2 separate regions of the Homo sapiens genome follow, and region 1 is linked to region 2. The links are chromatin loops, found by intact Hi-C in ENCODE. Cell type or tissue: dorsolateral prefrontal cortex. All regions are shown on one strand. Links, peaks and the distances in the headings refer to the core of each region. The heading gives the core; the rest is flanking DNA.

Region 1 (7,654 bases), core at 983-5,982, 100 kb after region 2:
ATCACACTCCAGCCTGGCACTCCAGCCTGAGTGAAAGAGCGAGACTCTGTCTCAAAAAAAACAAAAAACAAAACAAAACAAAAAAACCCAAAACAGGCTGATTGCTTAAGTTGATTAAATTCCTATAATCCTTTGAGATCCCCCAACCCCCTCACCCCTGCACCCCACTTGCTTACAGGGTCCTCAGGGAAAGCCTGGGCATTGATTTCACTAACATAGATTTTCTCTCCAGGTGCAACTCTCCCTCACGAAAGGCAGCTTTTCAAAGTCCTTCTTCTGTTTGCAGCCTCTCTGAATAGCCATCTCAAAATAAGCCAAAGAGGTATATTTTGGGGTGAAATATTCTCGTTTCCTTTGGGGGAACACAAACATTCAACCCATAACAGAGACAGTCCCTGTCAATGTCATGTGTTAACAGTCAGGAGGCAGCCCAGGGTGGAGCGGCAGGCTGGAGACCCGGGATTGCTGGGCTGAGATCCGGCTGGGGCATCCCTGAGAGCAGGAGGTGGCTGGACCGCGGGAGGTCAGTGCCTGCCTGGCGGGGAGCCCCAAGGGCACCTGTCTGGGCTAGCCAAGAGGAGAGCATCCGCCCCGGGAGGAGTGCAGGCAGGACTCCCGCTGACAGGGCCTGCTTGGTAGATGCTGGGCAAGTAATTAGAGAAGGGACGATTACCCACCACAGGCTGTTGGCTCTGGATGTAAAAGAAATTGACATGAGGCCAAAAGAGTTTTCCCAGACGAGGCTTCATTAGAGCTTATGCCTGGACATAAGGGAGGCAGCACTAGAGAGGAGAGAGAGAGAGAGAGAGAGAGAGAGAGTGATAGAGAGACAGAGAGAGAGAGTGACGGAGAGACAGAGAGTGAGAGACAGAGAGAGACAGAGACAGAGAAAAAGACAGAAAGACAGAGAAAGAGACAGAAGGACAGAGACAGAGAGAGACAGAAAGACAGTGAGAGAAAGGCAGAGAGAGCGACAGAAAGAGAGAGAGACAGAGAGAGAGAGAGGGAGAGAGAGAGAGAGAATTTCCTGACTGACTCTCCAAAAAGAGCTGGTGGAGATTTTTTTATTAGACAAAGCATAGGAACTAATATCAGGGGTAGGGCGAGCAGGCTGAGCCGGGCAGACCTCATAAGGGGTAGGGTGTGCAGGTCAGCATATTTGATTGCCATGGTTTTCATGGTCAGGATAACCATGACCCATTAATAATAATGGGCCACCTGGTGGTCTGGCTGGTAGCAACAAAGCTTTAAATCAATTGTTCAGAATTCCTTCCTGGGATGCGACACTGTGCAACCTTGGTTATCTCCTCAGGCCAGTTCCTGGAATTTTTTTTTTTCTTTTTTTTGAGACAGGGTCTTGCTGTGTTGCCAGGCTGGAGTACAATGGCACCATCATGACTCACTGCAGACTTGACCTCCCTGGGCTCAAGTGATCCTCCCACCTCAGACTCCTGAGTAGCTGGGACTACACGTGTTTGTCACTATGCTCAGCTAATTTTTGTATTTTTTTGGAGAGACGGGGTTTTGTCATGTTGCCCAAGCAGGTCTAAAACTTACAGACTCAAGCGATCCGCCTGCCTCGCCTCTCAAAATGCTAGGATTACACATGTGAGCCACTGCGCCTGGCCAGAGTTCTTTAAGTAAGCGGCATGGTTAAACATTATGGCATCGTGGGGTAGTGGTGTGGGTTTTGTGATCCGTGGGAATGCTGTAGTGGGGCTGAGCTGAAGCCAAGTCTTATCTCTACTGTCTCAGTACTCTCACTCCAGCTATTACCGAGCAAATGGGCTTGCTGCCTGACTGCACAGAAGCCAACACTGCTGCTCCAGCTTTGAGAAAAGAAAAGCTTCATTGTGAGGCAGACCAGCAAGGAGACAGGAGGCACAGCTCAAACTTCTCTCTCCAATTTGGGGTGTGGGGCACGTTTTAAGGGGTCAGAGGGCAAGGGAAAGTATTTAGGAATGTTGGCTTGGCAGGGTCTGATTGGAGGGCTTCAAATTTAACCATTTGTGGTAAGGTATGTTGAGGCAGATTTTAGCCCCAGATCTTCCAGGCCCATAGACTCCTTCCTTTTGAAAGGGTTCCAGTGTTCAGGTTCTGGTCATGTCCCAGTCCTGTTGGCTCTGCAGGAAGAAATCATTGGTTCCGGTGTTGTTAGAGGTCAAAGCTTTTTCTATTGTGCCTGGACTACATGACTCGCAGTTTTGGCTTGGTTATACCTACAAGGTAACTTGACATTCTCTTATCAACAGAGTAGGCTCAGTTTGGTCTGGTTCTGTGATTACGCCACTCCTTGTATCCTTTCAAATAACCATTTCGGGCCAGGCACAGTGGCTCACATCTGTAATCCCAGCACTTTGGGAGGCCGAGGCAGGAGGATCACTTGAGGTCAGGAGTTTGAGACCAGCCTGGCTAACATACAAAAACTAGCCAGTCAAGGTTGCAGGAGCCTGTAATCCCAGCTACTCAGGAGGCTCAGGCAAGATAATCGTTTGAACCCGAAAGGCGGAGGTTGCAGTGAGCCGAGGTCGCGCCATTGCACTCCAGCCTGGACAATGGAGCAAGACTCTGTCTCAAACAAACAAAAATAAAACAAAACAAAAAAAACCCCACCCATTTCGTTACAGTTTGAGAGAGTCTGAGAGGCTGAAAGGACTGGATCCTTTCTGTGTGGGTGTTGATGTCACAGATTTGACATCATTGTCCCCGGGCCCCTCTGGGGGAGCTGGCCCCTGCAGTCCCTGAGGCTGAGTCTGGGCGTGAAAGGCTTGCTTTTGGCTGGCACACTGGGACCGTTGTTTTCAGCCAACAGATGAAACCCAGCTAGTTGGAAGAGGCCCATTCAACCCCCATGTTTACACATGAGGAGCTGGGGGCCAGGGCGACAGGAAGTGGCTTGCCCATGTCAGTGGAGCTGGTGGCAGAGCATCCGCTTGGCAGAGGATGGCAGCCCACAGCCCCAGGCGATGGAGGCACCCCATTTCCAGTGTGGCTGCTTCGTGCTTGCTGTTGACTTGCAGTTTGGAACCTTGTACTGCGTGCTTCATTCGCAGGACAGAAGCTAAATCTGCGCCCTCTGCCGTCCTCTCAGAGGAAGTGCCTGTATTTGGTGAGAACGGGGGTGAGAGAGGCTCCAAGATGCCCCTTGGCAGAAATTTCCAGTAATTGGCTGGGAGGAGGCTCACCCCACCTGAGCAGGAGCAAGCGGCGGTAGGGAACACAGCGCGCACGAAATAGCAAATTTCACTGATTATTGAGAAGAAAGGAGAGGGGGTGTATTTGGTGAGCTGGAGGTGGTCTCCTCACATATCTGTTAGGATGTTTGCAGCCATGAGCAACAGGAAACCTAATTCCAATGACCTAAACAAGGAGGCTTTGTCATCCCACATCACAGGCAGCCCCAAGGCAAGGCAACTCCGGGTCAGCTACTTTAGTAGCTCAATTTGGTACCATCAAGAATCATAAATCATGGATGGGCACAGAGGCTCGTGCCTGTAATCCCAGCACTCTGGGAGGCTGAAGCGGGAGGATCACTTGAAGCCAGAAGTTGGAGGCCAGCCTGGGCAATATAGTAAGACCCTATCTCTACAAAAAAATGTGTAGAGATGTGGTGGCACATGCCTATACTCCCCCCTACTTGAGAGGCGAGGCAAGAGGATCGCTTAAGGCCAGGAGTTTGAGGCTGCAGTGAGCTATGATTATGGCACTGAAATCCAGCCTGGGTAACCGAGCAAGACCCCCACTCTCTAAAAAAAGAATCATAAATCATAACATCGCTTTGTACTCCAACAATTTATACAATTATAAAATATTGATGTACAACTTTAAAAAAACAGGAGCGAAAAAAGAGTCCTTCCCCCTCAGCCATCCTCAGCATACAGCCTGGCCCCACCTCCCATGCCTGCCAGATGGCAGCTGCAGGCCCACGCAGACTCCCAGCTCTGCGGGGAAGATTCGCTGTGAGTTTTTTTAAGAAACTATCCCCCATCGGCCAGGCGCGGTGGCTCATGCCTGTAATCCCAGCACTTTGGGAGGCCTAGGCGGGCAGATCACAAGGTCAGGAGATCGAGACCATCCTGGCTAACATGGTGAAACCTCGTCTCTACTAAAAACATAAAAAATTAGCCGGGCGTGGTGGCGGGCACCTGTAGTCCCAGCTACTCGGGAGGCTGAGGCAGGAGAATGGCGTGAACCCAGGAGGCAGAGCTTGCAGTGAGCCGAGATCGCGCCACTGCACTCCAGCCTAGGGGACAGAGCGAGACTCCATCTAAAAAAACAAAAAAGAAAAGAAAAGAAAAAAAGAAAAAGAAACTAAGAAACTATCCCCCAGCAAATGTTCCTGTACATCTCATTGGCCAGAGCTGCATCACATGCCCATTTGTAAACCAACAATGGACAAGGGGAATGGGGCCACTGTGACTGGTTCAGTCAATCAGATTGGGCTGAGCTGGAGATGGGACTCTGGTCACCTTCCCTGAGCCTGTGGGCCAGATGGGCAAAGAAGGAAGACAAGGCTGACTGTGGAGAGCCAGCAGTGTTACAACGCCTCCCCACCTGTTTTAGAACCTGCCAAAGTCAGGGTTGGACAAAAGGGTTTCACACCCTGTTTTATTCCCTGTCAAAGCCCACACAGTATCCAGATGCTCCCCTTGTTGAAATGGGGTCTTTGGCAGTCCAGCCTCCTGGGTCTCGGTGGGCAGGGTGTCGGGAAGACACGGCCTCTACTGGGGTGTCTGGTGACTGTTCCAGCAGGAGGGGATGGAGGGGCACCCTAACTCTATTTCAGAGCCCTTCTAGGCCTGAGATTGTGGCCCGGATGGCCTCTTACAAAAGGAAACCTGCCTTCAACTCCTTCCAGCAAAATCTCCAGGAATTTAAACAGAGGGAGGGTCTTAAGCTACAGGTGGAATTCCTCCCTGGATGGAGAAGGAGGCACATCCTCCAAAGCAGGATTCCCATCAGAGGCACTGAAGGCACAGAATTCACATTGCTAACCACAACAGTGGCCAGAGCAACACTGACACCTTTTATTCTGGCAAAAAATAAAAATGAAAAGAGGGTGAGAAATTGCTATGTGGACTCAGTTTTCCTGCTGTGGTTGTGAGGGATGAGATGGGGATTAAATTAGATGAAGAATCTTTTGTTTTAAAAATGTATCTTAACATTTTCTTTTTAATTATACAAATAAGAGATTCTTATTAAGCTCTTCTCCCATCTTATTAAACCCATCCAGGTCCCCCTCAAAGGGATCCAGTCTTCCAGACTTTTGCTATATATTTCCTTCTTTTTTTTAAGACCAGGTCTCACTTTGTTACCCAGGCTGGAGTATAGTCGTGCGATCTCAGCTCACTGCAACCTCCTGGGCTCACACAATCCTCCCATTGGATCGGCTGCTGCCAAGATGCCAGCTACAGAGGGGAGGTGTGGCCAGGGCTACACACTCCATGGAGCCAGCTGGAACCAGGGACAAGCGGGAGCCCCACCCCTTCCGAGTTAGCAGAGTGGAAGCTCCCTGGGCACAACGGCAGCTGCCTAAGTCTCAGCTGTGGACCCGGGCCTCCCTGTGCTCCAGGGGGCTGGGAGCAGTCAGGAGTCCCACACTCCTGGGTGCAGGTGCAGCTGCCCAAGCTGTGGTTGTCGACCTGGGCATCTCTGCACTCTTGGGGGCCCAGGAAACCCTCACTGTTCCTGCAGGCTCACAGGTGTCTGCTCCCACTGCCTGGCCTCTCCCTGCTCCCAGTGCCTGCTCTGATCTCAGAACAAGGTTGGGGTCAAGCTTGGGTGCTATCGCAGCCTGGCCAGGTGTGCGCATGCTTGGGGCAGTGCTGAAACACCTCCCCCCTGCTGCCTCAGCCCCCTCTGGACTTTGAGTGCTGATGAGCAGGGGAGGGAGGCTGAGGGGGCACTGAGGGCAGCTTGGTGCTGGCCTGTAGGTGCCCCTTGGCACAAACAGCATGGGCGCCATAGAAAGCAATAGGAAACAGACAGACTCTGGGGCGGAAAGGGGTGGGTCCCCAGTGAAGCCTCACCTTTAGGCTGGGGAAGGCCTGAAGCCTGAGGGCCAGGCTGCCAGCCCCAAGGAGAGGAGGGGGAACTGGTGGCACCTTTTCCTGGGCCTGCCCATGCCGCCCATGGACCAATCAGCATGCACTTCCCCCCCTCTGAGGCTCACAAAAAGCCCTGGACTCAGCCATATTTTGGGAGATGACAGGACAACCTGCCTGCAGAGAAGAGTTACCCACTCCAAATCCTCCTCTCTATTGAGAGCTACAGAGAAGATGAAACAACCTCCCTGCAGAGGGGAGCTACCCAACCTAGGGTCTCCTCTCTGCTGAGAGCTGAACACTTGACAGGACAATCTGCCTGTGGAGAGGAGCTACCCACTTCCCTGCTACTCATTCTGTTGCTCAGTAAAGCTCCTCTTTGCCTTGTTCACCCTCCACTTGTCTGTTTTCCTCATTCTTCCTCGGCACAGGACAAAAACTTGGGACCTGCTGAATGGTGGGGCTGAAAGAGCTGTAACACAAATGGGACTGAAACACACCCCTCGCTTACCACATTGCGAGAGAAGAGAAGGAGAGAAGAGTTGCGGCCCTTCGGGGAGCCCAGACCTGGGAGCTCCCTGAGCCAAGTCTGCGACTCCCTCTTTGGATCCCTGCAGTTTCTGGAGTCTGCAAGCTTCTGAGCATCACCACCTTGCCTGGTGCTAACCACGGAATCTCCTTGCGGTGCACCTGGTCCAGCCATGGCCTTGCAGTGAGCTGGTCCCCATGCTGGCACCTAGAGCTGCCCATCCCACTGCAGCAGCCAGTGTGCCTGACAGTGCGCAGTGGCTGGATCCCATGCTCACTCACTCACACACCCATTGCCAGTCCATGTCTGGCTTGCCCTTGGAGGCATGGGATCCAAGTCAGTAACGTGAGCTGAGTGCAGCCTGCCAGGCCAAGTGGGTGGAACAAGCTCAGCAAGCCTGAGCAAAACTCAGGCACAGGCCACAGAGGTTTCTGGCCAGAAAAGCAACACCGCAAGTATCCTGTGACACCATCTCAGCCCCCCAAGTAGCTGGGACTACAGGCACGTGCCACCATGCCTGTCTATCATTTTTTGATTTTGTATTTTTTGTAGAGGTGGAGTTCAACCTTGTTGCCCAGGCTGGTCTCAAACTCCTGAGCCAAAGATTTGTTGGCCGAGCACGGTGGCTCACGCCTGTAATCCCAGCACTTTGGGAGGCCGAAGTGGCCGGATCACAAGGTCAGGAGATTGAGACCATCCTGGCTAACACAGTGAAACCCCATCTCTACTAAAAATACAAAAAAATTAGCCGGACGTGGTGGCGGGCACCTGTAGTCCCTGCTACTTGGGAGGCTGAGGCAGGAGAATGGCGTGAACCCTGGATGCGGAGCTTGCAGTGAGCCGAGATGGTGCCACTGCACTTCAGCCTGGGTGACAGAGCAAGACTCTGTCCCCCCCACCAAAAAAAAAAAAAAGATTTGTTATCAGAGACACTGCAGGCAAGGCACTATTATGGCAGCCCAAACAAACGGACACACTCTGTATAGAAATATATAGGGCCGGGAGCGGTGGCTCATGCCTGGAGTAGGCCGCCTATGTATTTCTATACAAATTGTGTTCATTTGCTTGGGCTGCTGTAACA
Region 2 (7,654 bases), core at 915-5,914:
CCTCCCCGGGGCCCTGGCATCACCTCCCACTGTTGCCAGGCTTAGCCTTGGCTCTCCTGGGGTGCCCTTCCCTGCCTCGTGCCCTTATTAACTTCTCACAGTTCCCTTCCCCTCCTTGCATGCTTCCATTTTCTGCCCAATGGTTCTTTCCCCCAAGCAGACAGTTCCAGGTTCCTCAACCCTTGGCTCCTGCTGAGAATCTTTCAGCAATCCCCTATTTGCTATGGAAGAGTCCAGCCCCTCCACGGCACGGCCCCTGTGATCAGGCTGCCTTCCTGCCCCCCTCCCCACAAGTTGAAGGACCACTGCTCCACTCTACCCTGGGCTAGGCAGTGCTGGCTTCCCACCAACATCCAGTTTCTCCTTCTTCCTTAGTGACAGACCCCAATTTTTAGCTGCTCTTCCCGATAAAGACCACATTTCTCAGTTTCCCTTGCAGCTAGCTGTGGCCATGTGACAAGGTTCTGGCCAATGAGCTATAAATGAAAACGTTACATAGGCCCTCCAGTAAATCAGCTTAATTGCAAGCTGGCTTGGCTTAGCTTAGAGGAGTGCCCATTTGAGTCTTTCTCTTCCCTGATGCTTGGAGCTCTGATGTACTGGCTGGAGTTCCAGCAGCACTTTTGGTACATGACGTGACCTTGAGGCCAGTGCTAGAATGGTGGAGCTGAACAGCGGAGAAAGCCTGGGTCCCCTATGGCTGCAGAGGTGTCATGACTAGCTGGACTGCCTGTCTTCAGCTTATTTTATGTGAAAAAGAAATGAACATGCCTTGCTCAAGCCACTGTCCTTTTGGACATTCTCTTGCATGCAAGCAATCCTAATCCTACCTGATACAACCATACAGCACAGATCATGTCTCCTTTCCTATGCTTTTGTGTGTGTATTCCTTCTCCCTGAAATGCCTTTCATTCCTTTCTTGGCTGTTGAAATCCTATTTACCTTTCAGGGCACAATTTTAATAACTCTTCTTCCACAAAACCTTCACCCATTCCCTGGGCATAACAACCCCTCGACACCGCTGGTTTTCCCAGCCCTCAGTTTGGCCCTCTTGTAGCACTTACCTAAATTCCAGGGCATGCACAAAGTGGCTGAAGGATGAGGATTGGGTTTCCTTCAATCTCTGGTTACCCAGAACTGGGACAGTGCTTGGCACATAGCAGGCACTAAATCAATTCCTGTTGAACACACATGCATGCACACATGCACACGCATGCACACGCATACACACACCCCACACAGGGCAGGCACCACCAGGGCAGGTACCAGGTGTCTTTCCAGGACAGACACCCTGACAGTTGTGTATGGGGTGAGGGGGCACGGGAAAAAGGAAAACAAGAAACCAAAAGAAGAGAGGGCACACCTTTCCCTTGACCCTTCCCTCACGCACAGGCATGAGCAGCCACGCCAGGCCTGGAAGCTGTGCCTCTCTCCCCCAGCTCCCCTCTCTGGCAGGCTCCCCATTCATGCCCAGTGGGCGCTCCCGTGCTGGCTGCTGGCGGGGAGAACCAGGAGGGAGGAAGGCTGTGGAGGCGCTCGGCAGAATCAGGACCCAGGAGGACCGCAGCAGAGCGGAAGTGACAGCACAGACCTGTTAATAACTCTGGGCTGGTACTGTGCTACAGGCTGGCCTCCCTCTCCTCCCTCCCACCCCCAAGGCCCCGTGGGGGCTGCAGCTATTGGTCCAGAGGGCTTGTTGGAGTTGTTGGGTGCTCGAGAGGCAGGCCGACTTGGTGGCTGAGGGCGGCGCCTAGGACACAGGTGCAGTCCTGGCGGAGCGTTTGTGGCCCATTCCCTCCAGGGCACCAGGCCTGTGGTCAGTTCCGCTGCCGGCCACCGGGTGGCAGTGCTGGTCAAGCCCTCCAGCCTCCAGAGCCGGTCTTCCCAGGCGGCGTGGATGCTCCCTGACTCACCAGCTCCGCCAGAACGACATTGTTAGGGCTGGAAGGGCTTAGCCAACATAACACGAAGACGCAATTTATGTATGATTTGAGGGTCCGATTGGAAGGGTTTTTTTGTACATCTACACACCTGTGTGACCACGATCAAGGTGCAGGACGTTTCCAGCTCCCCAGAGGCTTCCCGTGTCCCTGCCGATCACTACCTCCCAAAGGCAGCCTTGTCCTGCTTCGAACACCACGGATGGGTTTTGCCTGAACTTCCTATGAATGGCAGCACGCGGTGCTCTTTGGGTCTTCCCTTACATCAGCCTCACGGCTGTGAGGTTTATCCTCGTCGTTGCAGGTAGCAGTAATTTGTTGTCATTGGCACAGTATTCCATGGCGCGCATATGTGGCAGTTTAGGTCCTGCTGATGGTTGTGGGAAGCTGGGCCGGGAGCAGCCTCTGAGACAGAGATCAGGGACAGGGCTGCTTAGGCGGCAGACCCGGGGAAGCATAGGCCTGGACTGGGTGTGGGTGGGACACTGGCCTTGGCCTCCGGGGAATGGGCCCTGCATTCCCGGGGATCTGAGCAGTTCAGCTCCCCCAGCTGAGTGTGAGGTGGACAGCAGTGGACATTCGCTTGTTTCCAGGCTGGGGCTGTTGTGCAGAGCGCTGCTGTGGGCCAGCACACTTGGTTCACGGGGGTGGCATGGCTGGGCCATGAGGCTGGCAGAGGGGTGCCTTGTGCAAAAGCTCCCAACGCTGCCCTGTTTGGCCCCTGCGCGCCCTGGCCGACCGCCCACAGCGCCCGCGGCCCTGATGTTCTGGGGCTGGTTTCTAGGCAGGGCAGCCCCTGCCCTCTGAGATTTTGGCCCGGCGGGGAACGGATGAGGGCTGGCAAGTGTCATAGGTAGGCGTCCCTGGGCCTTAATGGCAGGGCCCACGAGGGACCGGGCTGCCTGACAGTGCCCCAGGTTGGGCTGGGCTCCCGGTCCCGCTGGGCCGCACGCTGGAGTGGGCGCGGGGCAGCAGTGGCTTCCTCGTGTGCCAGGCTCTTCCCGGAGCGCGGGTTGAGTCTTGAGAGATAACCTGCGTGAAGACATGTGTAGTGATGGGGCTCTGGGCAAGAGAGGCCGACTGCAACAGAGGGGTCCCAGTGAGGCTACCACCCACCCTGGGAGACGGGTGTGTGGGAGCTGCGGTATAGTGAGCCTCGGCGCCGCTCACCTCCCTCTGGGGCGCCCCTCCCGGCTTTGGGGGCTCCCGGGCCCTCGGCGCCTCCTGCAGTACTGACCGCCGCCAGCAGGGGCCGCCTCAGTCTCTGCACAGCGGAGACCGCCCCGCGCTTGAGGGCACGGGCCCGCCCCTCTCAGAGCAAAGGTTTGCAGCGGGGCTGGCGGGTGACATCTACTGCGGGGCAGCCTCAACCTGACACTCAGCAGCAAGTTAGGCCTATCTACAAATCTCCTGCTCTGTGCCCGCGCAGTCCAGTGGAGGAGATATTCCTAATTAGGGGGCACTTCCAAGGGGCGGAGTCTCCGCGGCGAGTGGCCGTGGAGGGGCGCAAGGCAGACGGTCTCCAGCCACGATACCTGGGCCAATCCCAGCCTGTCACGTCATGCCTAGTGAGCTGAACAAGCTGCGTAACTGTCGTGTGCCTCAGTTTCCCCACGTGTATAATGGAAATGATTACAATAAACAGGACCTTTTTGAGGAGTTGCCATGAGGACTGTCAGGTAAGTTCTGGACTTAGAACGGTAGCATTCCGGGCCAGGAGCGGTGGCTCACGCCTGTAATCCCAGCACTTTGGGAGGCCGAGGCGGGTGGATCACGAGGTCAGTAGATCGAGACCATCCTGGCCAACATGGTGAAACCTCATCTCTACTAAAAATACAAAAATTAACTGGGCATCATGGAGAGCGCCACAGTCCCAGCTACTTGGGAGGCTGAGGCAGGAGAGTTGCTTGAACCTGGGAGGCAGAGGTTGCAGTGAGCCGAGATCGTGCCACTGCACTCCAGTCTGGGCCACAGAGCGAGACTCCCTCTCAAAAACAACAACAACAACAACAAAAACGGTAGCATTCTGCAGGGGAGGAAAAGTACAAAAGTAAAATCTTTCCCCACCCATTGCTCGGTTCATGGCTAGGACACCTATAACAAAAGACAGGTCAACAAGAGAAAAGCACACAAATTTATTTCATGTAAATTTTACATGACACAGGGGCCTTTGGAAATGAAGACCCAAAGAAATGGGGACATGTATTTTTATGCGTTGGTTTCATGAAGAGTGGGCATCGTGGAGAAGTGATTGGCTAAAGGGGGAAGGGGTAATAAACCGGGGAGAGTCGGCCAGCCTGTTCAGATTCTTCTCTCTGTCCCTGTGTCTTCAGAGGTAAGGATGGGTCTTATGGCCTCATGGCCCTACTTCAGGGGATTCGGGCAAAGGGAAGGTGAGCGAGGCCTTCCTGCTTCTGCTGTTTTCTTAAATGCCAAAGTGCCATATTTTGGGGTGGCATGTCCTGAACCCTGGCAGTTTGTTCAATAAACAAACACAGAGTGTGTGGCGGGTATGCCTGTACCCTGGACGGGAGGCTTTAGGCAGGTTTTTTAGCTCCTCAGAATGACCTCCTCTGCCCCCCAGCTGCCTCATGGCCCAAGGTCCCACTGATGCAACTATACCACCCCAGCCTGCTGGCTTTGGGTGGCCTGAGGGCCATAGCTTGCCAGGTAATTTTCCAGACAGTCTGAGGCTCAGAGTTGACTTCCCTAATAAGATGCCATACATACCTCTCATGAGAGTGTGATTTATTAACAAGATGCATGGCTGCAGCGCTCTGGGGAACCACCCAAGGCAGCCTGCACTAAGGTGGAGACGTACCTGGCACTAGCCATCCCTTAGCCGAGCAGTCACTGATTGTGGCCTTGATCTGGGGTCTTGGGAGGGGCTTAGCCCACAGGTTGAGGGTCAGGGCACTCACAAGGCTCCAAACCCACCAGGCCCTTGCCCCCGAAAGTGGGGTCCACTTGGCCAGGTGCGGTGGCTCATGCCTGTAATCTCAGCACCTGGGGATGCCAAGATGGGGGGACTGCTTGAGGCCAGAAGTTTGAGACCAGCCTGGGCCACATAGCTAGACCTGTCTTCACAATATCAGAAATATTAGCTGAGCATGGTGGAATGCACCTGTGGTCCCAGCTACTCAGGAGGCTGAGGTGGGAGGATCAATTGAGCTTGGGAGTTTGAGGTTGTAGTGAGCCATGATCACACCACTGCACTCTAGCCTGAATGACAGTGAGACCCTGTCTCAAAAAAAAAAGTCGGGTCCACTTATCTCAGGTAGGGCCTCAGGCTTTCTGAGTCAATCTGCATTTTAACAAGATCCCCAGGAGATTTGAGAGTATGTTGCAATGTGAGTGAGGAGCACTAGGTTAGAGTAAGCCACCTTCCCTCCATGATCCTCAGTTTTCCTAACCGAAATAAATATTGACGGGCTAGAATACCTTTGGCTTCTTTTCCAGTGCTAACACATTGGGAGCTAGACCTTTGCAGTGACTGTCTGTAGGGCTATTTGCATTTTGTGGCAGTTCTGGGAAAGTGGAATTCCCAGAAATTCCAGTGAGAAAGGCTGGAGGGACCATCAGCTCCTCTCCTCTTCTGTCTGCTTTACCCCTCCTTTCTGTTGGAGGTGCACAATTTCCCAGGTCCTGGGATACAGCAAATGCAATTCAATCTGCTTCAGCAACACAGATTGAGTTCCTTCTGTGTGCCAGGGTCTGCTGCAGTGAATCTCCATCCTGGCTGTACATTAGAATCATCTGCGTTGCTCTGTAAACTCCTGATGCCTGGGTTCCACCCTAGGCCAGTGGAACCGGAGTCTTTGGGGGCGGGGCTGGACATAGGTATTTATTAACATGCTTGGACCATTACAATGCACAGCCAGCTTGAGATTGGTCAGAAGTGAGAAAGAAGGCTACCGTAAGACCTACCCAGGCCAGACCCCCATTCCTGTTTCCTTCTCTTAGGCCGGCCAGCTCCAGCAGGTCAGTCTGCGAGTCAGGAGAAATCACTGGGAAATCCCCTGGATATAGTAACACATGACAGCACCATTGAATTAATCATCAACTTTGTAACGTGATCTCTGGCCCATAAAAAGCAGACCTGCTGAATCTTTGGTAACCTGTCCACTGGCCTTCTCCAGGCAGTTCCTTCTAGACCTGGGGACCTGTGCCCGAGGACCTTAGACTGATGGGTGCCCAGCTCTGCTTCGAGGCCAGTAAGTAGACCTCCTGCAAGCCTGGAGCTTGGTCTCTGGACTGGGGGTACAGGTAGCAGAGGGTGCTCTGTGTCATTGCTGGAGTAGAGATGTGGTCAGTGTAAAGTTTAGGGGGCTGGTGGGGTCCCAGTTCTGCCAAGTTGAGCTATGGGACCTTGGGTAAGTCACTTTGTCCCTGGGCCTCAGTTTCTACATCTCCAGGCCAGGGACGATGCCTGCTGGCTTACAGGGATCTTTATAAAATCAAACGCACAAATCAAAAGAGTGATAGGCACAAAGGTTCTCTGCAAGCCTCACCTGAGGCCACAGGTGTCCCGTAGTGGAAGAGCCATATGTGGGGGAGATAGAGGACCTGGTCTTTTTTTTTTTTTTTTTTTTTTTGAGACGGAGTCTCGCTCTGTTGCCCAGGCTGGAGTGCAGTGGCGTGATCTCAGCTCACTGCAAGCTCTGCCTCCTGGGTTCACGCCATTCTCCTGCCTCAGCCTCCCGAGTAGCTGGGACTACAGGCGCCCGCCACCACACCCGGCTAATTTTGTTTTGTATTTTTAGTACAGAAGGGGTTTCACCATGTTAGCCAGGTTGGTCGCGATCTCCTGACCTCGTGATCCACCCGCCTCGGCCTCCCAAAGTGCTGGGATTACAGGCGTGAGCCACCGCACCCGGCCTTGAGGACCTGGTCTTTCAGCACCAGCTATTGGGGTTGTGCATCTCTGGACCTACCCTCCCAGGTAAAGAGCTGGGAGCCTGGGCTCAGGGTCCTCTGTCCCCTGGTGGGCACCATGGGCTCACAGACTAGTAGTTGGCTGTGCCAAGAGCCACTGCTGCTGTCACAGTAATGGTGTTTGGCAGGGAAATGATGGGCCTTAAAGGAGGTGGCATGAGAGTGAAGCAGCCAGGAGCAGCGCTGGGATCCCCCACTTTCTGGCTGCAAAAACACAGATGACTAGCACAGCCTTCTCAAGCTCTGAGGGCTTCCCCGAGGCGGGATGAGGAGAAAAAGAGGCTGCAAAGTGCTTATGGGTGCCTGACACCCTGAAAGGCTTGACACCTGGAGGAGTGGTGAGGATGGAGATCCCTAGAGGCTCTTGCTGAGCAAGGGGCCGCCCCTGCCCCACTCAGATTCCAAGATCTTAGAGAATCTGGAATCTGACTCTACCTGTCCTGGAGTAGAGACACCCCAGAGGCCCTGCTTAGCCCGCAGGCAGTCCACCCCCTCAGCAGTGGGGACCCCGGGGCAGGTGGAGTAATTGGAGCGATCGCCCATGGGCAGGGCACTCAGCTTCTCTGAGCTCAGGGTCCTGCCTGCAAACAGGACCCATAGAAAGAGCGGCTGCCTCTAGGTGTGAGGGTGCTTGGGCACCAGGATGATCTGAACCCTGTGCCAGCCCAGCCACTGGGGACAGGTCTGCTTGGAGAGCCACATGTGGCCTATGCCCACCTCTGCCACTCCCCACCCTGGGAGTGGGGTGTCCCGGGCTGCCTGGGTCAAAGTGTGGGAGG

The links. Hi-C counts contacts between places; a loop is a spot of excess contacts. Peaks named below come from ENCODE experiments on the same cell type or tissue, not always from the same donor. Only the 100,000 strongest peaks of a DNase experiment are listed, where the experiment ranks them.
Region 1: it touches region 2 in a loop (9-fold over the local background); 103 of 110 quality-filtered maps call a loop at or near these places.

What each region holds. Positions count from the first base shown.
Region 1 is chr2:96,402,942-96,410,595 of GRCh38, reverse strand. No RefSeq gene overlaps it. Among named protein-coding and RNA genes, the nearest start is that of NCAPH, 71 kb to the right of the region's middle. In dorsolateral prefrontal cortex, for the core only: CTCF peaks have their summits at 2,875 and 3,076 (motif pointing left); DNase peaks (open chromatin) are centred at 1,795, 2,895, 3,945 and 5,435; H3K4me3 peaks cover 2,042 bases; H3K27ac peaks cover 5,000 bases.
Region 2 is chr2:96,503,759-96,511,412 of GRCh38, reverse strand. NEURL3 (neuralized E3 ubiquitin protein ligase 3) reads left to right here and starts at 6,056. Exons shown (of 4, transcript NM_001285485.2): 1 at 6,056-6,154. The coding sequence starts at 6,127. RefSeq lists a silencer at 2,958-3,297. In dorsolateral prefrontal cortex, for the core only: CTCF peaks have their summits at 1,644, 1,843 (motif pointing right), 2,976 and 3,179 (motif pointing right); DNase peaks (open chromatin) are centred at 1,842, 2,356 and 3,212; H3K4me3 peaks cover 1,858 bases; H3K27ac peaks cover 570 bases.